Regions from separate parts of the Homo sapiens genome. Here regions 2 and 3 are each linked to region 1. Evidence: chromatin contacts called from ENCODE Hi-C data. All regions are on one chromosome and are shown on one strand. Each heading gives the region's core, a stretch centred on a gene start or an enhancer-like site at or near the end of the contact. The rest is flanking DNA. Distances are from core to core; before and after follow the strand shown.

Evidence for each region. A loop is a pair of places that touch in the nucleus more often than their neighbours do. Pooled maps may share reads with other maps.
Region 2: a loop to region 1 is called in a pooled map, with 13 times the contacts of the local background. The contact joins the promoter of KLHL7-DT here to the promoter of JAZF1-AS1 in region 1. A Hi-C loop is called at or near these places in 5 of 50 pooled maps.
Region 3: a loop to region 1 is called in a map of CD8-positive, alpha-beta T cell, with 24 times the contacts of the local background. The contact joins the promoter of DPY19L1 here to the promoter of JAZF1-AS1 in region 1. A Hi-C loop is called at or near these places in 2 of 168 maps with a recorded cell type or tissue (CD8-positive, alpha-beta T cell and naive thymus-derived CD4-positive, alpha-beta T cell) and 3 of 50 pooled maps.

What each region holds. Positions count from the first base shown.
Region 1 is chr7:28,179,080-28,181,779 of GRCh38, forward strand. JAZF1-AS1 (JAZF1 antisense RNA 1) reads left to right here and starts at 1,378. Exons shown (of 4, transcript NR_034097.1): 1 at 1,378-1,460. JAZF1 (JAZF zinc finger 1) reads right to left here and starts at 1,716. Exons shown (of 5, transcript NM_175061.4): 1 at 1,384-1,716. The coding sequence starts at 1,498. RefSeq lists enhancers at 1-436, 437-936 and a silencer at 791-910.
Region 2 is chr7:23,104,342-23,107,041 of GRCh38, forward strand. It overlaps KLHL7-DT (KLHL7 divergent transcript), which reads right to left and starts at 1,362. Exons shown (of 3, transcript NR_046220.1): 1 at 1,218-1,362. KLHL7 (kelch like family member 7) reads left to right here and starts at 1,444. Exons shown (of 11, transcript NM_001031710.3): 1 at 1,444-1,805. The coding sequence starts at 1,686. RefSeq lists enhancers at 632-1,618, 1,241-1,430, 1,551-1,830, 1,619-2,605, 2,311-2,390.
Region 3 is chr7:35,036,173-35,038,872 of GRCh38, forward strand. DPY19L1 (dpy-19 like C-mannosyltransferase 1) reads right to left here and starts at 1,313. Exons shown (of 22, transcript NM_001366673.1): 1 at 925-1,313. The coding sequence starts at 1,222. LOC105375228 (a long non-coding RNA gene) reads left to right here and starts at 614. Exons shown (of 3, transcript XR_001745162.3): 1 at 614-749. RefSeq lists silencers at 1,003-1,172, 1,203-1,872 and an enhancer at 1,923-2,152.

The DNA of each region.
Region 1 (2,700 bases), core at 128-2,627:
CTCAACTTTGTAGAAACGTGAGCTGCATCCACATGGCTGAATCCATGGCATTCATTTGGACTTCCTGGGGGCAATTTACAGGTTCTCTGGATTAGACAGCCCCATTGGGACATCGCTCGGACCCTTCACCTTCTAGCCCACGCAGGACAACTCGCTGGCGTCGGTCACACCTTCCGCAGGTGGTTGGACCGCCTAAGCCAGATGCACCCGGCCCACCTCCCTTAGCAGGGGTTCCGAATAGAAGTGTGAAAATGTGTGCAATGACTTCTGCAAATCAGAGGACTTGTTGAAAGGTCCAGGGGTCCAGGCGTGAAGGGAAAGCAGCCACCCTGCGGGGCGCCCCCTCCCCGGCGTCTCCCGGGCCCGGGGCGCTGCGCAGGCCGCCGCCGATCCCAGGGCGCAGCCAGCGCACCTCGGGCCTAGCACCATTAGAAAGGCAAATCGCAGAGCCGGGGTGCATTTAAATGCCCGGCCATGGGCCCTGGGGGTGTCTCTCCAGCGGGCGCCGCCGCAGGGGCCTCCAGGGCGCGTCGACCCCGGGGCGCTGGGCGCGGCCCGCGGGCGCACCCAAGACCTCAGCCCGCAGCGCCCGGGCGTCCGCGCCAGGCCGGGGCAGGGGAGGGCACCCAGAGCCCCCGGGCCCGCGTCCCCGGCCCCGCCCGGGCCCCTCGGCCGCCTCCCAGGGAGAGGGCAAGCTCCCCGGCCCCCGCCCGCGGCCGCCGGCCCCGGCCCCCTCCCGACGCACCACACCTAGCAACCGGCGCTGACAGGACGCAGTGGCGGCGGCGGCGGCGGGAGGAGGAAGCGGAATGGCTGCCGCGGTGGAGCCACCCCCGCCCCCCCGCTCCACCTCCCCGCGGCTGCAGCCGCCGCCGAGCCCTGACAGCTCGAGCCGGGGCGGAAGCGCCCGGCGGCGTGCAGCGCCCGCCCCCCGCTGCCCTCAGCGCCTCGGGCTACTCCGACCACCCGGGCCAACTAACTCCGCGACCCTGCCCAGCGCCCAGCTCCCGCCGCCCGCCGCGCCCTCCGCCCCGCGCCCCGCGCGCCGGCACTCGGCCCCGCCGCCGCAACCCCGCCGCCCCGCCGCGGCGCTCCCCGCTCCCACCACTTCGCAGCCCGCGTGCACGCCCCTGAGTCCCCCAGCCGCCCGCCCGCCCGCCCGCGGCACCTCGGGGCGCCCGCCCCCTCCCCCACCCGAGCCCGCTCCCCGCCCCCCGGCACCTCGCGCCCCCGCATCCCGCCACCCCCACCTCGGGGCTCGCACGCGCCCTCCCCGCCCTGCCGCCTCCCTCCCCGCCGGCCACCCCTGGCCATTCCGGGGCTCCCCGCCCGGGCAGGAGTTTCCGCGCGCCTGGCACCCCCGCCCACCCCCGGGCCATTTACCGATGTGGTTGTCCTCGATGTGCTCGATGAGGTCGGCCAGGGTGGGGAAGTGGAGTCCGCAGCCCCCGAATCGGCAGGTATTGGAGAAGAAGGAGGCGGCGGCGATGCCTGTCATGGTGCTACATCGAGAGCCCCCCTGGTGTCGGCTCTGCGAGCGCCGGGCGGGCGAGGGAGGGAGGGAGGCCGGGTGGGGTGAGGAGAGGAGGGGCTGGGGGAGGGGGAGAGAGGCGGGGTGAGGGGAGCGGCGAGGACGGGACGGAGGGAGAGGGGGCGAGAGAGATGGAAGGAGAGCGAGGAGCCACCGGGAGGCAGAGGGGAGGCGGCGGCTGCGGCGGCGGCGTCGGGAGCGGCGGGGGGAGGGCGGGGGCGGGGGCGGGGGGGGAAGGCCGCCGCAGCTGGGAGGAGGGACCAGGGCGCGCGGCTACAGCTGTGCGGCCCCAACCTCAGCGCGCGGACCCAGGCCTCACCTGCGAGCCCTGCCACCAACTTTATCTCGCTAGGCCTGCCCTTTACGGCTTGCCATCCGTGCCATCTGTTTGGAGCCTCCTTGGTTATGTATATGACGTTCTTAATACACCCACATCGATTAATTACACCTACCTCCCTGCGAGGAGAACTCAGGGAGTTACCCTGGTCCCTCTCAGGGACATTTTTTTGTACTCAGCCACCTGTCTAGGTGTGACACATTCACAGGGGACCCAGGAAAGGTAATTGTGTGCACCTTCTTCTTTAAACCTTCTTTAGAAAAAGTACACATTCTCCGGAGGTTTGTACTAACTAATTGATTTTAATGAAGCTTTCCCTCTAGGCCAGAAAAAAATCTTAGCTTTATTTAAATTTCAAAATAGAGTGCTTGGTTGTCAAGTGCATTTGCCTGTGTTTTACATATGTGCCACGTTTTTTATACTCCCTGCTCCTTCTAGGAAAACAAAAACTAAAATAATTTCATCACCCGAAATTACAGCACCCTACTGCACCCACTCCACCATCTCAGGTCTGGTAATTAACCCATCCTCGTTTCAGCCACTGCAGAAAGGACAGTGCATTGGTTAAGGCTAGAAGGAGCGGAAACAACGGCAAGGGACATAGTGACTCTTCATTTAAAAAGGAAGCGATTTCATCCTGTGAGCATTTAAAGCATAATGTTGACCAGGTAACCACTTAAGGTGAATTTAGTAGCTTCCCTGAAAACCAGCATTTTGCTGAGAATCAATTACTTTCTTGTCCCCACCCCCTCCTCCAGTTGCAGTCATATTTCTTCTGTAAAGTGTGTATTTTCCAGTAGCACTTTTCCAGGTGTCTAAGAAATATTACACA
Region 2 (2,700 bases), core at 112-2,611, 5.1 Mb before region 1:
AAAATTTATTCCGTTTTTCTTCAGTGTCCTGGGTCATTTAATAAAGTGAATGAAAAATTTTCTCATTTATAATTTTATTAACAATAAATTATTCCTATTGCCAGGGTTCACCTGAAATCCCCAAATCAACTAGTTAAAATAGAGGCACATCTGAGAACCTCTAGATTAATAGAAGAAAGATAAAGAGTACAGAGACATAAGTATCTTACTCTTTTGTAAAAATTGAGGCGTATATATAGCTTGCTCTTTCATCTGGATTATGCTATATGGTTTGTCCTCAACAAGAAAAGTATACTGTGGGCCAGGCCTGGCCGCTCATTCCTGTAATCCCAGCACTTTGGGAGGCCTAGGCGGGAGGATTGCATAACACCAGGAGTTCGAGACAAGCCTGGGCAACATAGTGTGACCTCTTCACCACCACCACCACCACCACCACCACCACCAAAAAAATTTAAAAATTAAAACTTAGCCCAGAGTGGTGTTGCACGCCTGTAGTTTCAGCTACTTGGGAGGCTGAGATGGGAGGATTGCTTGAGCCCAGGAGTGCTGAGGCTTCAGTGAGCTATGATTAGCCACTGCACCGCACCCCCAGCCTGGGCGACAGGGCCGAGACCCTGCCTCCAAAAAAAAAAAAAAAAGCCTCAATGGTGTAAATTATTTTACATAAAATGTCTCTGTATAGTCCTATATAGACCGAGGAGGAAAACCAATGAGATATAAAGTTTTCATAATGTTAAATAATGTACAATTTCAAATAATCCTGTATATTACTATACAGTAGAAAGAATATGGTTACAAAAAACATTTCCATGAGGGCTGTGATTGAGTTCCGTGTTCCCGTAAAACACTTAGAGAAGCCTAACTGAAGATTTCTAGAACCGACTGACAACTGATTTCAGTTGTAAACACACAGTAAGCCAGCCTAGTTAGGCAGACATTCATTGCACGCCAAGGAGACACCAACGGGACTGTGTGCTCTTGCGTTATGAATCCCACGAAAATAAATCTTGTGCTCCGTGTAACATGACTTTAACTTGCAGTAATATCCTTTCATCATTTAATATTTATTGAGCGCCTACCATACACCAGGCTCAGATACTGCACTGAACACCGACCCTGTCCCATGAAGCCTTACACTGATGGGAGACACCTTTGCATGTTCCACAACCCAATTATCAAAAAAAAAAAAAAAAAAAAGATAATCACGTAACCGAAACCTGGAAATCTGCCTTGGGCACACAAAAGAGCAGGCGCGACCTCGGACCAGCTCCGAGGCAAAATTCACTCAGCGCGGGACAGCGACAGGGAATCCGGCCGCACCTGTGCCTGCAGTCTCATTGCTCGGAACGGCGCGCCACTGTGACGTGTCAGGCCCCGCCCCTGACTCTCCTCATAGTGCCCCCGCCTCCTTGCGCGAAGTGCGCAGGCTCCTGGGCAGGGCTCGGGTTCTGCCCGGGGACGCAGCCCAGTTGGTAGCGTCGCTCCCTGAGCGTTTCTAAGGGGGCCGCCCGGCCTTGTCTTTCGGCAGTGGCCGAGCCACCGCCGCCTGCCGCGCGTTCCAGAGCTGGGCGCTGCAGCTGCACTGCCGATCGCCGTGTTTGGTCGATAGAATCCCCAGTGTGCCCAGAGAGTGCGACCCCTCGCCCGGCCCGGCGAGCCCCGGGCGTGAACCGAGCTGAGGGAGGATGGCAGCCTCTGGGGTGGAGAAGAGCAGCAAGAAGAAGACCGAGAAGAAACTTGCTGCTCGGGAAGAAGCTAAATTGTTGGCGGGTTTCATGGGCGTCATGAATAACATGCGGAAACAGGTACCGCCTCTGTGGGAGTGACGGACGACGGTGGGAGGTGGTCCGGGGCTCGGGCCCCTGGTTCCCGGGGTGGAACCCCGCGCCCTGTGGATCGCGCCCCTCTTTCTCTGTCCTCGCCCCTCCTTCCGTTTTCGCAGGCGAGCGATTCCGCAGTTGGTAGAGGGGCGCGTAAAACAATTCTCGAGCAAAAGTGCTTCTCGTCTGCCGAGGATGTAGCTCCCAAGTCAGACTCCTGGGGGACTCCTCAGGCTGGCTTTCGCCGTCGGGTATCGGTTGTGTAACAGCTCTGCCCTAGTTATCTCTTTGTGGGGCGAGGATCCTTCCATTGGCGAGCCGTTTTAAGGTGCCGTGAGATCTTGTGTGAAGAAACCCGTTGGCATAGCCCAAACCGAAGCCCCCAAAGGGAGGAGAGTTGCTGGCCTGACATCAGCTGCTCTTAAATAAGGATCCCCGCCCCCTCCTGTGTTCCCCGGTGGAGCTAGTTGAAGAGGAGTCCTCCTGTTCGTGCTAATTTAGAGCAGAAGCAGCCATCGATAAATACCATGCCATCTTCTAAGGGCACTGTGCGCCTCTGTTATTAAGAGGAGCTCTTTGTTCTGTCCTTGGTGTGTGGTGCATTCGTGAAATTCTGCAGCACATCGGCGAAAGGTGGGTTATGAAAAGAACGGATTTTAACGCTGGCGAAGGTGAAACAAAGAGGCTTTTTTTTTTTTTAATTCCATAACATCTACACCGATAAGCATAGAAAGTCACTTTTTCCTTTCTGTAAGCTTTATTTATAGATAATACACATCTAAGTAGATTTGTGGGAATGTTTGGGTTTTGTTGACTGGGATCCTGTTTCAAGGGGACAAAGCAGGATGTGAGTTATGTGTAACTGCAAAACCTAGTTTGC
Region 3 (2,700 bases), core at 63-2,562, 6.9 Mb after region 1:
AACTTTGAGTCACCAAGGGAATCTGAAAATATACTAAGGGATAAATCAACAGTAATTAAATAGTTCAGTAGCGAAAAGCCCACTGAGGCATATAGAAAAAAGCAATGTAACAGCATTTCACTAGTTGACTTAGAAAAATTAGGCCTGTTATCCAAACTGCTACAACTTGCCTTATCAAAATTCAACCAGGAAACAGAGGAAACCTGAAGTCAGTCCGAAACATACGAATGCGTCAACTTTGTTTTTTTTTTTCAGCACATCATTACACATCATCCATTTGGTAAATGGCAGAGGGAGGGGAGGAGAGCCCTCCTCACCAAAGGTTCCAAGGGCAGCAGGGAGGATTAAGGCTCGGGCGCCCCAAACACAACACAACCTAGAAAGTGACGTGTCGAGGGGAATCACAAATAAAGTGCCACCAGCGGCGTTTGCGGCCAGGAAGAAAAAAGTACGCTAAAATTTAATTATAAGTTTAAGCAACTCTCTACGACATGGAACGTGCGTTTGCTTTGAGCTCCACGGAATCGTTTCCAAGCCAAAGCAAACCATCCTGGCGGTCAGAGGCCGAGATAACGGGAAGGCGGCCAGTCGTACCAATCAGCAGCGCTCAAGTCTCGTTAGCGCAGACCTGCTGCCCGCGGCCAGGCCGGGCAGCTGTTGATCCCCGGGCCATTCTTTTAAAGCCCAGGCAGAGCGCGGGTGGGAAGCGTGCGAGGAGAGCTGAGCCAGGGAGTTGCGGGGAGGAGAAGGTAAGAATGTCCCAGAGAAAAAGTCGGAGAGGGCTGCAAACTGGCTGGTCCGGCTGGCGGGGCTCGGCGCGGCGGAAGCGGGAGGAGAGGGGAAGGAAGGGGAGGGGAGGGGAGGGGAGGGGGCCAGCGCCTCAAAGTTCCGCGTCCCGGCGGCGCCGGCGCTAGGGCTGCTCACCTAACAGGAGCGTGGTCCAGGTCCGGCCGCGCCCCGCGCGCCGCAGGCCCAGCGCCCAGCGCAGCCGGGCGGCCAGGCGCCCCCCAAGGCCGCCCCCGGCGGGCGGCGCGCCGGGCTCGGCGCGGGGCCCCTTCCTGCCCGCGGCGCCCTTGCGCCCCGGGGACAGGGGCGCGCGCTCGGGCCCCGGCTCCCCGGCGCCGACGTCCGACGCCCCCCTCAGCGGCGACTGTGAGGCGCGGGGTGGCTGGGGCGGCTTGGGAGCCGCCTCCCGGTGCTTGTTCCGCGCCTGCAGGACCATCTTGGCATAGTCGCGCCCGCTCGCTGCGCGCGCCCGGACGGCGGCCAGAGAACGGCGGGCTGGCTGGGCGGCTGGGCGCAGCTCACTCTCCAGCGGGCGGGCGGGCGGAGGGTGGAGGGCGGGCTCGTCCCTCCCCGCGGGCCGGGAGGCGGGGAGATCGTGGAGGCCGGGCGGCTGCTGCCTGGCTGGCAGTACCGCCGGGAGGCGGCGCCGGACTTGCTAGCCCGCCGCCGTTGCCGCCGCTCCGGTTGTCACGGCGACCGCGGAACGCCGGGGGGCGGGGGCGGGGACACCCTGCGAGCGGCCGCGGCCCCGCCCCCGCCGCCCCTCTGCGCCGGACGCGCGCTCCAGGCCGGCCAGCGCGCACGCGCGGACTTCCGGCGCAGGCGGGGCCCGACCCCTCTGGCGCCCGGCTACCCACACCTCTTCGGCGCCCGCGCGGGGCTCGGCCGGTGCGAGGACGCGGGGGCGGACGGCCTTCCGGAGGCGGCCGCCCTTCCATTGTGGGAGTGATGGGGCCGAAGGAAGAGCCCTCTCGGGATCGGGGCGCTGATTCAAGTTTCGGAGCCTGTTAAGGCTGCGCTTGGAGCCCGCGCAGGCGAGACGCGGCGGGGCAGGGAGAAGGCGCCCGGAGCGGCCACTTAGGGGCGCTGTGCGTGCGCCCTGGGCGCCTGGTCGGCCCCACCGATGTGAAGCGCGCGGGTGGCAATCAAGTCACCGTCTCCGTTTACTCCCCGCAGTGTGGTCGCGCAACTTGGAGCGCAGCCCCTCACTCACCGACAAGAAGAACGGGTGCGACCCGATTTAAGATAGTAACAGAGTATTAAAATAGCAGCCTGGAATCTCATGGGGAGCTGATAAGGGACGAGGCACAAGTGTAAACTGAAGACCAGGGTAGGAGCCAGGCTGAAGGTGATAGGATGGATTGGCTGGAGCAGGAAAGATCATCAATAAGTACATTCAGTTTGTTACACTTGCTGTAACCTTGTTGCTTAATAGGAAGCAGGAAAACTTGGCGTTGATAAGATAGGAGATTTTAGTCGAAAATATGTTTTCTTTTACATAGCAGAATGCACGAGTAAATTAAACCCGGGAAAATTTAGAAACCCAGGTAGATCCCAATTCTCCCTCCACCCCTGCATTCTTTGCACACAGTCTTACAACAGCATGGATTACAACTGGGAGGTTCCTTTCCTGGCCGTGCCCAGTGGCTTGTTCCAAAAAGTTGTCTTTAAGTCCCAATGTTGTAAATCAAGGCCCATCGTTCTGCTTATCTCTATTGTAATTCCAGGGACTTCACGTGGCTTTCTCGCTCTTTGTTTCTTTGCCCAGTGATTTCTTTACTAATACCAGCATTCGTTCATTGTTAGCCTTTTTAAGAGACAGTGGATTATTTTGTAAAGGGAGGGTGTTTGCCATGCTAATTAATACTCCCTCATACCCTGTCTAGTTTATGAATTTGGATTTTCCAATGTCTT